2 separate regions of the Mus musculus genome follow, and region 1 is linked to region 2. The links are chromatin contacts, found by Hi-C in ENCODE. All regions are on one chromosome and are shown on one strand. The core of a region is the stretch at or near the end of the contact, and the rest is flanking DNA. Distances in the headings are between cores, read along the strand shown. Region 1 has its middle 7.1 kb from the start of Gm34721. Region 2 overlaps E2f3 (E2F transcription factor 3).

Region 1 (6,137 bases), core at 1,412-3,911, about 29 Mb before region 2:
AAAGAACATCCCTCCATGGCCTCTGCATCAGCTCCTGCTTCCTGACCTGCTTGAGTTCCAGTCCTGACTTCCTTGGTGATGAACAGCAGTATGGAAGTGTAAGCCGAATAGACCCTTTCCTCCCCAACTTGCTTCTTGGTCATGATGTTTGTGCAGGAATAGAAACCCTGACTAAGACAGGGCCTTTCCCCCTTGATCACTAATTGAGAAAATGCCTTACAGCTGGATCTCATGGAGGCATTTCCTCAACTGAAGCTCCTTTCTCTGTGGTAACTCCAGCTGTGTCAAGTTGACACAAAACTAGCCAGTACACCCTCATAGAAGCAGTGGGAGGGGGAATGGGATAGGGGGTTTACAGGAGGTGGGGGAAACTGGGTAAGGGGTTGAAATGTAAACAAGTTAACAAAAATAAATACATTAAAAAAAGAGAAGGAAATAGCTTCTGGTGATTTTAGTGCTGGTACCCCTAACACACTCAGCTGTACCTCACACTGCTTGCTTTGCTTTTGAAAGACTGTAACCCATTTAAAGAGGGACGGTCCTTAGACCATCCCTTCCCATACTGCCAGGGCTTCTTTACCAACCAATCAGCATAAAGTGCTCCATACATAGCAGACAAAATGTCCAGAGGCAGTGTAGAAACGCCACAGGTTAAAGGTAACATTGTTGCAAGCATCTCGCTTTTCTGTTCCTAATGGGAACCTGAAACTGTGCTTGGATTTTGACAAGAATGATTTTCTCCCAAAGCAAGCACAGATCCATTCCTGAGACAACCCTGCTGTGTGTGACATTGCCTCCTCCTTTAAAAACCTCCTGTCTGCTCCAGGTCTGATAGCTAGAATGGCTGGGATCCTACCTCAACCTACTATCTGGGAAAGAGAGAGAGAGAGAGAGAGAGAGAGAGAGAGAGAGAGAGAGAGAGAGAGAGAGAGAGAGAGAGAGAGAGAGAGAGAGAGAGAGAGAGAGAGAGGAGAGAGAGAGAGGAGAGAGAGAGAGAGGAGGGAGGGCGCAATGGGAGTAAGAGAGGGATCCAGGCAGGAGGGAAGGTATTCTGGAGATGCTTGCCTTCCTCTTGTCCCCAGGAGTCACAGCCTGGAGGAGAAGGCTGAGGGTGCCAGCCTGAGGGCATGCTTGTCTTCAGGGAAAGAGAACTCATCATTCCGACAGCTGTCAGGCCACCATGCAGGAGAGTTTGGAACCTAGACAGTGATGTCAGGGGCCACATCCTACTAGGGCTGCTTGCTTATGGCATGCCTCCTGCCCTCTGAACTTAACCTAGGAAGAAGATGGACTTGGGAGGGGGTCACTTAACTCAGTGCTTGTCTTCCCCATGTGACCCCATTGAACAAATGTCCTTTCTCTGCTCCCCACTATCTTTTGTCAATTTAAATAATCTACAGAGAATGGATGCCGGCCATGGAGGCCTCGGCTCTGCCTCTCACAGTCCCTTAACAAAGGGAGAACTTGTAAACTGTGAATTTCTCAGGACTTGGCTATGAGCAACAGCCTCAGATTCTGCCTAGTATCTCTCCTGGCTGCCACATCCAGCTTTGTCTGTCCCACTGGTGTGCAGTACTAAGGGATGTGGTCCTGGTTGCACCCTGGCTTTCTGCGCACATCCAGAGCTTGAAGGACGCCCTTCGGATAGTTAATAATAAGCTTCATTCTCTAGGCCCTTCTATTTTCAGCCACTGAATACAATTTATAAAGAAAAAAAAATTATCCCACCCCCAGCCCCCTGATCAGATCTCTTATAATTATAGAATAAGGCGCCTGAGAATTCACAGGGTGCTGGTTTCCACGGCAACAACAAAGCCATTCTATTCTAAAGGCCAAGCCTGAGCTCCGCCCCCTCATCCTCACCAATGTTGGCATCTTAGTGCAGCATTCCAAAATAAACTTGCTGTCTAATGTAAATCCTGTATAATTAGAGAAGAGCTAATCGGTGCCCCACAGTCTTTGTGCAACCCACGCATCATGCAGGGATTCTGGAACCGCAGTGCTGACCGATTGCTTGATGTCAGATTTTTCTCCCCCAGGGACTGGGAACTGCATAAATTCAAATGCGTGGGACCCTCCAACCGGAAAACTCCTGACTTACCAGGCACTTGGGTAATGCTTGGTCCACAGGAGCAATGGCTTTCTCTTGTCCTCCACGAAGAGGGATAGATTTCTCTCTTGGTGTCGCGCTAGTGCCAGTCATTGGTGACTCAGTTGTCCCCCACCCGCTCCCCCATTTCGCGCCTAGCTCTCCAGCTAAGACATAGGTTCGACATACTGGGGACTGTTTATTTAGTTTCCACTCCTCTACCACCATCCCTAACTTTCAGTCTAGATTTTACCAGGTTTGGACCCCACCAGGTTGCTCTTAAGACATACATTCCCGGAAAATTCCACTCTCACAGGTACATGCTGATTTACGGCTAAGGCCACAAGGCAATTAGAGAATGCTGTGAGAACTAAGCAGCATGCTTAGGACCCAGGGCTCCTTGAATCTGCAAGGACCTGAAAGACAAGAGACCTGATTCACTGGCCCGTCCAGGAGTCTGGTCCTCTTTACTTTTTGCCTAACTACCCATGAGGGATAGTGGGTTTGCTCTTATACATCAAACTTACCTCGGACTGATGCCAGAGTCTCACTCTAGCTCCTCCAGACCGTTATCTTTCCTAGATCTTGGCTTTGTGCCTTAGATGACTGAGAACAGAGGCTGTGGGTGCCAGCAGGTGGTTCTCTTTAGGGGTCCCTTTGAGCCTAAGACACATGACAACTCCCCACTGTTGCTTACCCAGGGACATTCCCTCACCTAGAAAGTGGTACCATCTTCTACCAACCCTCTACATATTGGACCTGAGACTCCAATGCAGGCTTGAGCCAGCGTCTCTTCCCTTCTAGATGGTGATGCTGGCTGGCTGGCTGGCTCTCACACTAGCCAGATTCCTCGGAATCTTTGCTCACTCTGATCAATCACCATACTATTGATGATCTTTCCCTCCACTTCCTCTCGCACAAAGCCTGGCTCCCTTCTGATCCACCCTTCCTCCCAGCCCGTTTCTAAGGATGAGTAACCCCACCCTGCCCATAGCCTGTCCCTATTCACTAGCAGTTTTCTGTCTATCACTGTGATTTCTTCAGTTAGACTCTAACTAACCTTCTTCAACGTTTGACAAAGGCTGAGGTGCTCTTCTGTGCATGACCTCTCTGCTGTCAAAGATCTGCCTGGCCACAGATAGCACGGCTTGTGAGGCTGGGGCTAGATCAGCACAGGGACACGCACTTAGTAATTTCTGAATGTGTGGGTTCTTGGTGAAGAGCCACTGTGAGGTGATCTGAAGCTGCGGATAGTGGCAAACCATTACAGGTGCTATGTGTTCTCATACGTCCACGAGCATGCTCACAACCAAGCTTAATTTATAAATTAACCACACAGCGGATCAACTGTGACAAGGGATAAAATGGAGCAATCATAACAATAACAATATAGTGTATATTGGCGGTATGTGAAGGCATATGTTCGTCCGGTGAAGTCTGGACAAACATTAACATTTCTGGGCCTTTGTTGATCACTTGAGCCTGAGAGTGTGAGTGCTACAGACCACCGCACTCTCTTTTTGTACCTTAAGATCCCTCAGTGAGGGGCTGGAGAGATGGCTCAGTGGTTAAGAGCACTGACTGCTCTTCCGAAGGTCGAGTTCAAATCCCAGCAACCACATGGTGGCTCACAACCATCTGTAATGAGATCTGGTGCCCTTTTCTGGGGTGTCTGAAGACGGCTACAGTGTACTTACATAAAATAAATAAATAAACCTTTTAAAAAATATATCTCTCAGTGAGATGTCTCAGCATGAAGCTGAGTTTGGTTACCAGCATCCACATCTAGTGGCTTAGAACTACCTGTAACTCTAGATCCAGGGGCTGTTTCTCCCTTTCTTTGTCTCCTTGGGTACTTGTACATACTTATGCACATGTACACACACACACACACACACACACACACACACATTTAATTTTTTTTCAGTTTTAGAGAAAAAGATCTTCTAGTAAGTGATTTAAAGAATGATTAGAATGAAAGCGTAAAGAATGAAACCCAAGTGTGCAAGCTATGCAGTAGAGAAGTGTGTACAGTCTATATGCAAACCCCCATCCAAATGGAAAACAAGCACAGAGAAGCAGCTAAGGGGCTTTGCATGGGGCTGGGTTGTGGGTGCAAGGAGCTGCTGAAAATCAGCAAGTGCTTCTACGAAACCCCAACGCCCAGCAGGCAGGTCAGATGCAGGGCTACATTTTGTATTTTTAAAGTCTTTAAAATCCCCGGAGATAGAAATGAAATCAACACATTTCATCGCTTTTCTGGACTGGCAAGAAAACGTGGCTGAATCTAAAGTACTGCTCTAGAAGAAGAGTTTGCGGAAACGTGGGCAGGGAGAGCTTTAAAGGCAAGTCAGAGCTTCAAGGAGGGTCGCAGGTATGCTCAAACACCGAGTTTTAGAAATTAATTGGCACATTTGTTTGATAATTATACCTTGATATAAAATTCCTTAAACTACCTCTCTTACCTGTTCTGGTCTTGCCCTGTGCTCAAAATAAACAAAGCCGTGTTGTATTGATGTTCTGGCTGTGGCAGCGGGGAAATTTAAGGCTACACTGGAGTGGGGCAGGTCACCACAGGTTGTATGCTGACTCCAGAGTAAGTATCTCAGGGAAACCCATTGCAAAGTGTTTACATGGTTTGTTCATCAGGATTGTGATGGATATGCTCAGCCCAGGGAATGGCACTATTAGAAGGTGTGGCCTTGTTGGAGTGGGTGTGTAACTGTGGGTATGGGCTTTGAGACCCTCACCCTTACCCATGGAATCATCTTGAAAATGTGTGTGTGTGTCCTAATTTTAGTCTCAAAAAATCATACCATTACCTTTTTAAAGGAATTATTTAGCTATGAACCGGTCACTTACAACTGGTGTAAACAAAAGTTCTGCAAACAGGTCTTGGTGGGAAGGGGAACCCTGGAGATGTTATATGGATGCTGATGGATGCGGTGTCACCAGGAGGAAAGTCCCCCACAGCAGAGCCTAGAGGGCCAAGGTGATCATCACAATGATGCCCTGGGCTAGAACATGATGATGCTTCTGTGTCAGGGCCATCCTGGGCTTACGGAAAGCCACCCTACCAGACATCTTTAGTTCTTGTACCTTGTAATCCCCACCATTTCTTTTAGGTTGGGCATAGTATTATTCTTTTTGTGTGCATTGCGTCCTTAATTTGCTTACCAATACAGAATTCAAATACCACATCTTTTCCATTTTAAGTACAAAATCGGACTGGGTGATTTTGCTGACTGCTATAGCAACGCCATACAATGGACATGACAAACCCAGTTTTGGAATATTTCCTGGATCCCAGCAAGGTGTCCTGCACCCACATAAATGTTAATTCTCAGTTCCAGCATTATCTTCATTGTATACAGATAGAGGTTTAAGAACTGGCACACTTTCTTTAGGGCAGAGTTAGAGATGACTACACAGAAGTTTGGCTTTGGGAACATACTGATCCTTGTTCCAGATCCTAACATTCATCTGACAAGTGCGATTAGTGATGCCTACCTTGATTAATGATGCCTATCTTGATTAGTGATACCTACCTTGTGGGGTTGTTCTAATAATTACAGCTAACAAATGCACAGGGCTTGCCTGCCACATACATTCTCGGCATCACCAAAGAACTGTTTTAGTGCAGAGACACAGATGATGATAAACAATAGGGGTTGATTAGGTATGGGGACTGAATTCAGGGGGTTCGTTTACCTATTTTATCTATTTTGCAAGTTAAGCTGTGGGACACAGCTGGAAGAAGGAAGCGATTTATTTGTGATCGATACTGGCTGCTTTAAATAATCCAATGTGTTTTGAAATCTGTTTTATTTAATTTAAATTTCTCAAGAGTTCTTTAAAAAAAAAAAACCCTACCAGAATTTCTTTCCAAAGAACTTTTCCAAATGGCTCCAATCCCTCCAGCTCTACCCAACTCTTGTCTGTATTCTACAATTTAGTCTTGCTTCCTTCTTAAATAGACCTGGGGGAGGGGAAGAGGCCCTATTCCCAGCTTTTTAGATTGGAATGGTTTTTCCTCTCCTGGTTTGAA
Region 2 (6,009 bases), core at 1,853-4,352:
AATGAGTCCGAACAAGGAAGAAAGATGGTCCCACTAGGCAGCCATTTCCTCTTAGTCTATTGGCCTGGGACGGCCTGGAAGAAGAGCTGCTGTCAGACTGGAGAAGTGTGACACCGGCATAAGAACACGGTGAACGGTTGAGAGAACCGCTTCCATGCGGTTGAGCAAATGAAGGAACGGTTAGGATTATGGGGTGGCTGTGGTGTGGCCCAGAAACCCTCACACAGATCTGTGTGTGGCCTGCAGTGCGAAGGGTGAATGATGAGAACAGAATGTAGCAGGGGCAGTGAACAGGCTCCCCTTGGGGCTTCTGTGAGGGGGTGTCAGGTAGGTGTGTTAGGAGCATGGAGCTTTGAGAAAGGGTCTATGATAGAATTGTCCAGGGAAGCCTTGCAGGTGTTGCCAACTTGTGCCCTGCCCTGGACCATGGCACCCCCTGCTTCCTCTGCCTGGAGCAGCCTGGCCTCGCACAGTCATGTCTTGTCATCCACTCTGCCTCACTTCTTGTCCTGTCATTCACTGTCTGAAGTCAGAATCTTAGCTGACATCTACATAATGCTCCATTATTTGCTAAATGAGTGAAGGCAAGGCGCCCATTACATACATACATACATACATACATACATACATACATACATACATACAAATTTAAATTCACTTTTGGAAACAAAACAAATGTGTTGTCCTAGTTAGAGTTACTATTGCTGCAGTGAAACAACTTCTGCTTCTGTGTCATACATAGTCCATCATCAAAGGAAGCCTGGGCAGGCACTCAAACAGGGAAGGTCCTGGAGACAGGAAATGATGCAGAAGCCATGGAAGTGTGCTTGCTCATTATGGCTTGCTCAGCTTGAATCCAGGACCACCAGCTCAGAGAAGTCACTACCCACAATGGCTGGACCCTTCCCCATCGATCACTAATTAAGGAAATGCCTTATAACTGGATATTATGGGGGCATTTTCTCAGTTGACCTTTCTGATGACTCTAGTTTGTGTCAAATTAACATAAAAGTAGCTAGGACATATGTAGAGTCAAGAGGAACAACATAAAATATCTTACTTACTGGTTACTGACATGACATTTTAACTATTCCTTGTTAAATTTTAGCATTAAGGGGGAAAAAACCTTAAATAAAATGGAGCCAGACCTTCAGAAGGTCGTGAAGAATTCCAAAAGCTAGATTTTAAACAGATTATCATTGGACTGAGTTCTGGAGACCATCCATTGTTTTATTTGTTGAGATAAGGTCTCGTTAGCCCAGCCTGGCTGGCCTGGAACTCACTATGTGGACTCCAGGGTGGCCTTAGGCTTGCAGTAGTTCTCTGTCCTCAGCTTCCTGTCTGCTGGGATTGTAGGTGCACCTCACTGTGGTGACCATGTAGATACTCTGTAACTGATGTTTATCCTTCCTCACCTGGACAAGTCCCAGCTGCCGATAATACATATATTTATCATGGTTTTAAGATTTTAAAGCTACAGGAGTTCTTTGGACCTCCTGGATCTTCAAATCTAACAGGTTTGTTACTGTATCATACATACCTTTTTGGTGCTTTGAAAAGCTGTGTTTCCGTACAGGGCATTTTCTTGGCATGTTTTATTTTTCAGAGTCCAAAAACAGTAGGCCTAGAAAGACTGTCATAGCCTTTGCTAGAGGGCCGGAAGGAAGGAGGCCACCCCCTCAACTCTAACTAGGGAACTCAGCTGGTACAGATTGCCTCGCAAGAAGGGAGCTCTGAGTTCAATCCCCAGCACTGTGTAAACAAGCTCCCCTGGAGTAGGGTCGGAAGTTCAAGGCCAGCCTGGGCTACTTGAGACCCAAATCTGGGGTGGATGTGTGTAGAACAAGAAGCTCTGTCTAGGAAGTGCTCAGTGCTGTGGGCTCACCCCTCCCTCTGAAGCCGCTCCCACGTCTGTCAGTTTCCGATAGGGTTATAATGGTCACTGCTCAGTGTATCAGGACTGCCACAGGATATCCAGGCTTTGATGAAGGAGCAGAAGGATCTGGGACAGCTGGTCAAAACAAGCTTGTCCTCCCTCGTGGGAGGAGGGACAGAGCTTTCCAGTTGATCTTTTGGTTAAGACCTTAATTAAAAACAGCCTCTCGGTCCACTTGTGGCAAGAATTTATTAAAGGAAAACAACCATGAGCAAGCCAGTGCTGTCTTCTCAAACAGAGGCCCACATGGGAATCCCGGCTTAAATTCTGGTGAACTAACACAAGGAGCCAAGACACCACGGACGGGTTACTTAACAGTTTGTGATGCATGTAATTAGGGGGAGGATTGATCTCTGAGATCTAAGAATCTCCGTACTTGAAGACACTGTGATTTGTGGCTTAATTAGAAACCCTGGTGTCATGGTGCCAGAAGGAAGAGGTATAGTCCTTAATTTCCCCCTGTGCCACCTCAGTCTTATGCCTCGACATCTCATTCCATGGAGTCCTCATTATTACCGGAAGTCTCTTGCTTGTTCTTTGTAAAAAATAGAGAGACAGCCACAAATTTCTTCCACAGCGCCTTAGGGTGGGCAGCAAGGCATCACTTTTGTGGTGTTTGGGAGCAGAGGGATTCAGGTATTGGGCTTCCCTGCCCTGACTCCCCGTTCACTGCTCCATGCTTTTATGGTGGCTTGGTGTGAGCGAGCACTGGGGACTCCACTAGGACTTACAGGGAACTGGGTACATAGCCATAGAAAGAACGCTTGACAGATGGAACCGTGGGAAACCTGGATGGTGACCCACTGCAGGCCGGCATCAGAGAAGACACAGGAGCATGGAGCCAGAGCCGGTTGCAGATAGGTGTGGCCTTGAACTGAGCAAGGTCCCTCGGGGGTTTGTTTGTTCCTCCCAACAGCTGCTCTTTGAAGTCTTAAATGGTGTATCCATTTTACAGAGGAGGAGCTTAAGGCCTAGGAGAGTTACAACATGCCCAAATTCGTTACAATATCCACAGGCCCAAAACCATGAAGTGGGGGAAAAGCCAGCAGCCAACCCAGCCTTCTTGCTGCGAGAGGCCTGAGCGTGATCTCTTGGTCCTTTAGTTTGATGGTGAGATCAAGCTACTTGGGAATAATAAAAGGCAGAGCAAGAGAAGCCTAGGGACCACACAAACACCCCCAGCCCCGCCCCACGGGGTTTTCTCTGAGTCACTCACTCTGGCTGGCTCAAACTGAGATCAGCCTGCCTCTGCCTCCCCAGGCACGGACCACCATGCCGGTTACGTGAGCTCCCCCCACCCCCCATCTTAAAACAAGTAAACCAAACCCTGGATGACAGCAACAAAGGATAATAGAAGAGTAAAACAAAGGCAGTTTGTTCTTTTAAAGGGGAAAGGGGGTGGGGTAGGGTGGTAAGGATTGACTTGCTGGACAGACAATAATTGGGATGACATGGGAGGTAAGAATGAGCTCTGTTGGATATATAATAATAATTTTAATAATGAGTGCTGCTTTATTATAGTCTTCCCTGGTCTCTTTCAACATCCTCAAAAAAAAAAGAGAACTTTTCAAACTGAGGGATGCTTGACCTTAACGTACTTGAGATTATCAATTCCAGGCTGTGGCCCTGTTTATTAGATGACTTCCTTAAAAGTCCCAGGCTAGGCAATAGTGATGCCGGCCTTTAATCCCTGCAGAGACAGATGGATCTCTTGAGTTAGTGGCCAGCCAGGCTGCATTGTGAGGTTCAGGAAAGAATAGGACCTTAAAGACCAAAGGAATATCTACACTGCTTATGGTTTAAGCTGTTCAACTCCACTGATGTTGTTCTGATAAGAAGAGTCATGCGAAATGAAAGCATTATGGTTGGGTCAACTTACATAGTGGGAAATCTTACAAAACTAAAAGTTGGTCTGTGGGGCTGGAGAGATGGGTCCGTGGATAAGAGTGCTTTCCTGTGCCAGTGTGAGGGTCTGAGTTTGAATCCACAACACTCATATAAAAAGCCAGGCATGGCCAGCTGTGTCTAACTCAGCTCGGTCCTGTCCTCTACATAGAGCGTGCATGTGTGTGTGTGCGCGCGCGCGCACACACACGGAGGGATCTGTCTGTATTCACAGATGAGAAAAAGAAGGCTCAGTTGGCTCACCAATATGGTTCGGTAAAGCATCAGGCAAGAACAGCTCCTTCCATTTCGACTCAGTTTGGTAGTTTGTGACATGACAACACCGGAGTGTTCGATTTTTGATGTAGAAAGAAGCCGTTCTTATTCTTGGGCATGGAAGTTGACCTAAGCCAAGGTTGGAAATACAGTGAAACAATCCAGTCGTCTACAGAAAACGTTAAAATTAGGGGTTTTTGAAAAGTAGTTTGTTCCTGTAGTGTTGGTGGATTGTTCTCCCGAACTTAAGTAACAGCTATGTTCACTCAGCAAAGGGGAATGGGAAACTTTGGAGCAAAAGCCTCTAGCGTCCAGTGGAAAAACAGTGGTCTGTTCCAATCTGAGTGTGTGCGGGGGGGGGGGGGGGGGGGACGGGGACGGGGACGGGGACGACACTAAAACCACTTTGTTTCATAGCCTGGTGGGGAAGGGACTGGGGAATTTCCTGTCTCTTTTCCCCTATCCTGGTTTGGTAACGACTCCAGCAGCAGGGGCTTGCTCAGGACCAGCCTGAGCATTGTCGTGTGCACCCACGCTCTGCTTGGCTGTAAGATTTATTTAATGACATGTGTGACTCTGAGACTATTCATGATAGTGAATACCACAGATTTGGCTGGGTAACGTGACAGTTTTTATTTGCTTTAAGTTAACTTTAGCTTCTAGTGTGGTGTGTGGCAAAAGGGCACCAAACTTGGATCCCAGGTTCAAGTTTGATCCTTGACATTAGCCTTCGCCTGAGCAAACTTGAGAGCTCTGTTTTCTTGATCCATGAAATGGGAATCCTAACACTTGTGAACTTTCTCTTAGGCGGTGGTGAGGGGCTTTGTCAAATTCAAAGCAATGGCAGGCAGGCAGGCAGCGAGGTATCACCCCTATGTTCGTTTTTCCGATTTTTGGATAATCAAGTTAACATTCCCCCGCCCCGCCCCGTTTTGTATTTCTGCTTCTTGTTTGTGATGGGTTCTCATGTTGCCTGATTACCTCCTAACTCCCCTGTGCGTGGGAGGCAAGCCCTGAGCTCCGCCTTCCTATTGCCTCTAGGTTCCAAGCGCTTAGCTTACAGGATGCTTTCTTTACCTTCTCTCCCCTTTGTATTTTTACCCAGTATTTTTTTTCTCTATGGAAGTCTAAATATTGTAAGTTAGGGTATTTCTCTTGCAGCCTTTGTCTCTAGTGAGCAAACTTCAACTTTCCACTCCATATAATTCATCATTCTCTTGACAAATATTTTTGTTTGTTTTTGTTTTCCTTCACTTGGTTAGGTCTGAAACGGTCTCTCTGTAGCCCCTGCTGCTCTGGGACTCTGTGTAGATACTGTAACTCGCTCTGTAGGCCAGGCTGGCTGCTAACCAGTGATCAGTCTGTTTCTCCCTCCCCATGTGTTGGGATTAAAGGTGTGTATCGCTCCTGGCATATATGCGGTTTTTCACCATCTTAAATCAGCTCTTAGGTGTGGTTTTGGCTGCGGAGTAGAAATTGATAATTGCGTTCTGGTTTTCTGTGAGTATTACCAGTCTGGGTAAACATGGATACCAGAGTGGGTTTAGTGAATCAACAGAACCACATACTTTTTCCAGCTGTCACTTGCTCTCCGATTCAGAGGCCTGGCTTGATTGGCTGTAGTTATTCACACGGGCAAGCCAGTTGTTTACAAGCAAAAATTAATGTAGTATTAGACTGTCATTTTAATTGAGGTATTCTTGTAGTAATTTGGAGATTCTCCCCCAAGCCAAAATAAATAAATAAATTTAGTTGATTTGGGAGCTTCCCTTGTTGATGTTGGGGGGTATAAAAGGGAGGTTGATAGTATGAGGTTTTGGGAAACACTCAAAACTTATCTAAAATTCTGACCAAACATTTTTTTCTTTCTAATTTTTCTAACAAAAAAATGGAAACTCCAGCTGTATAAATAA

What was found. A loop is a pair of places that touch in the nucleus more often than their neighbours do.
Region 1: a loop to region 2 is called in a map of T-helper 17 cell, with 70 times the contacts of the local background. The contact joins two enhancer-like sites. A Hi-C loop is called at or near these places in 3 of 37 maps with a recorded cell type or tissue (T-helper 1 cell and T-helper 17 cell).

What each region holds. Positions count from the first base shown.
Region 1 is chr13:59,397,986-59,404,122 of GRCm38, reverse strand. No RefSeq gene overlaps it. Among named protein-coding and RNA genes, the nearest start is that of Gm34721, 7.1 kb to the left of the region's middle. Within about 2 kb of position 2,661, at least 1 of the 3 ENCODE cell types and tissues checked has a DNase peak (open chromatin) inside an H3K27ac peak, as active enhancers do.
Region 2 is chr13:29,954,007-29,960,015 of GRCm38, reverse strand. All of the region lies in intron 1 of E2f3 (E2F transcription factor 3), which reads left to right. Among named protein-coding and RNA genes, the nearest start is that of E2f3, 29 kb to the left of the region's middle. Within about 2 kb of position 3,102, at least 1 of the 3 ENCODE cell types and tissues checked has a DNase peak (open chromatin) inside an H3K27ac peak, as active enhancers do.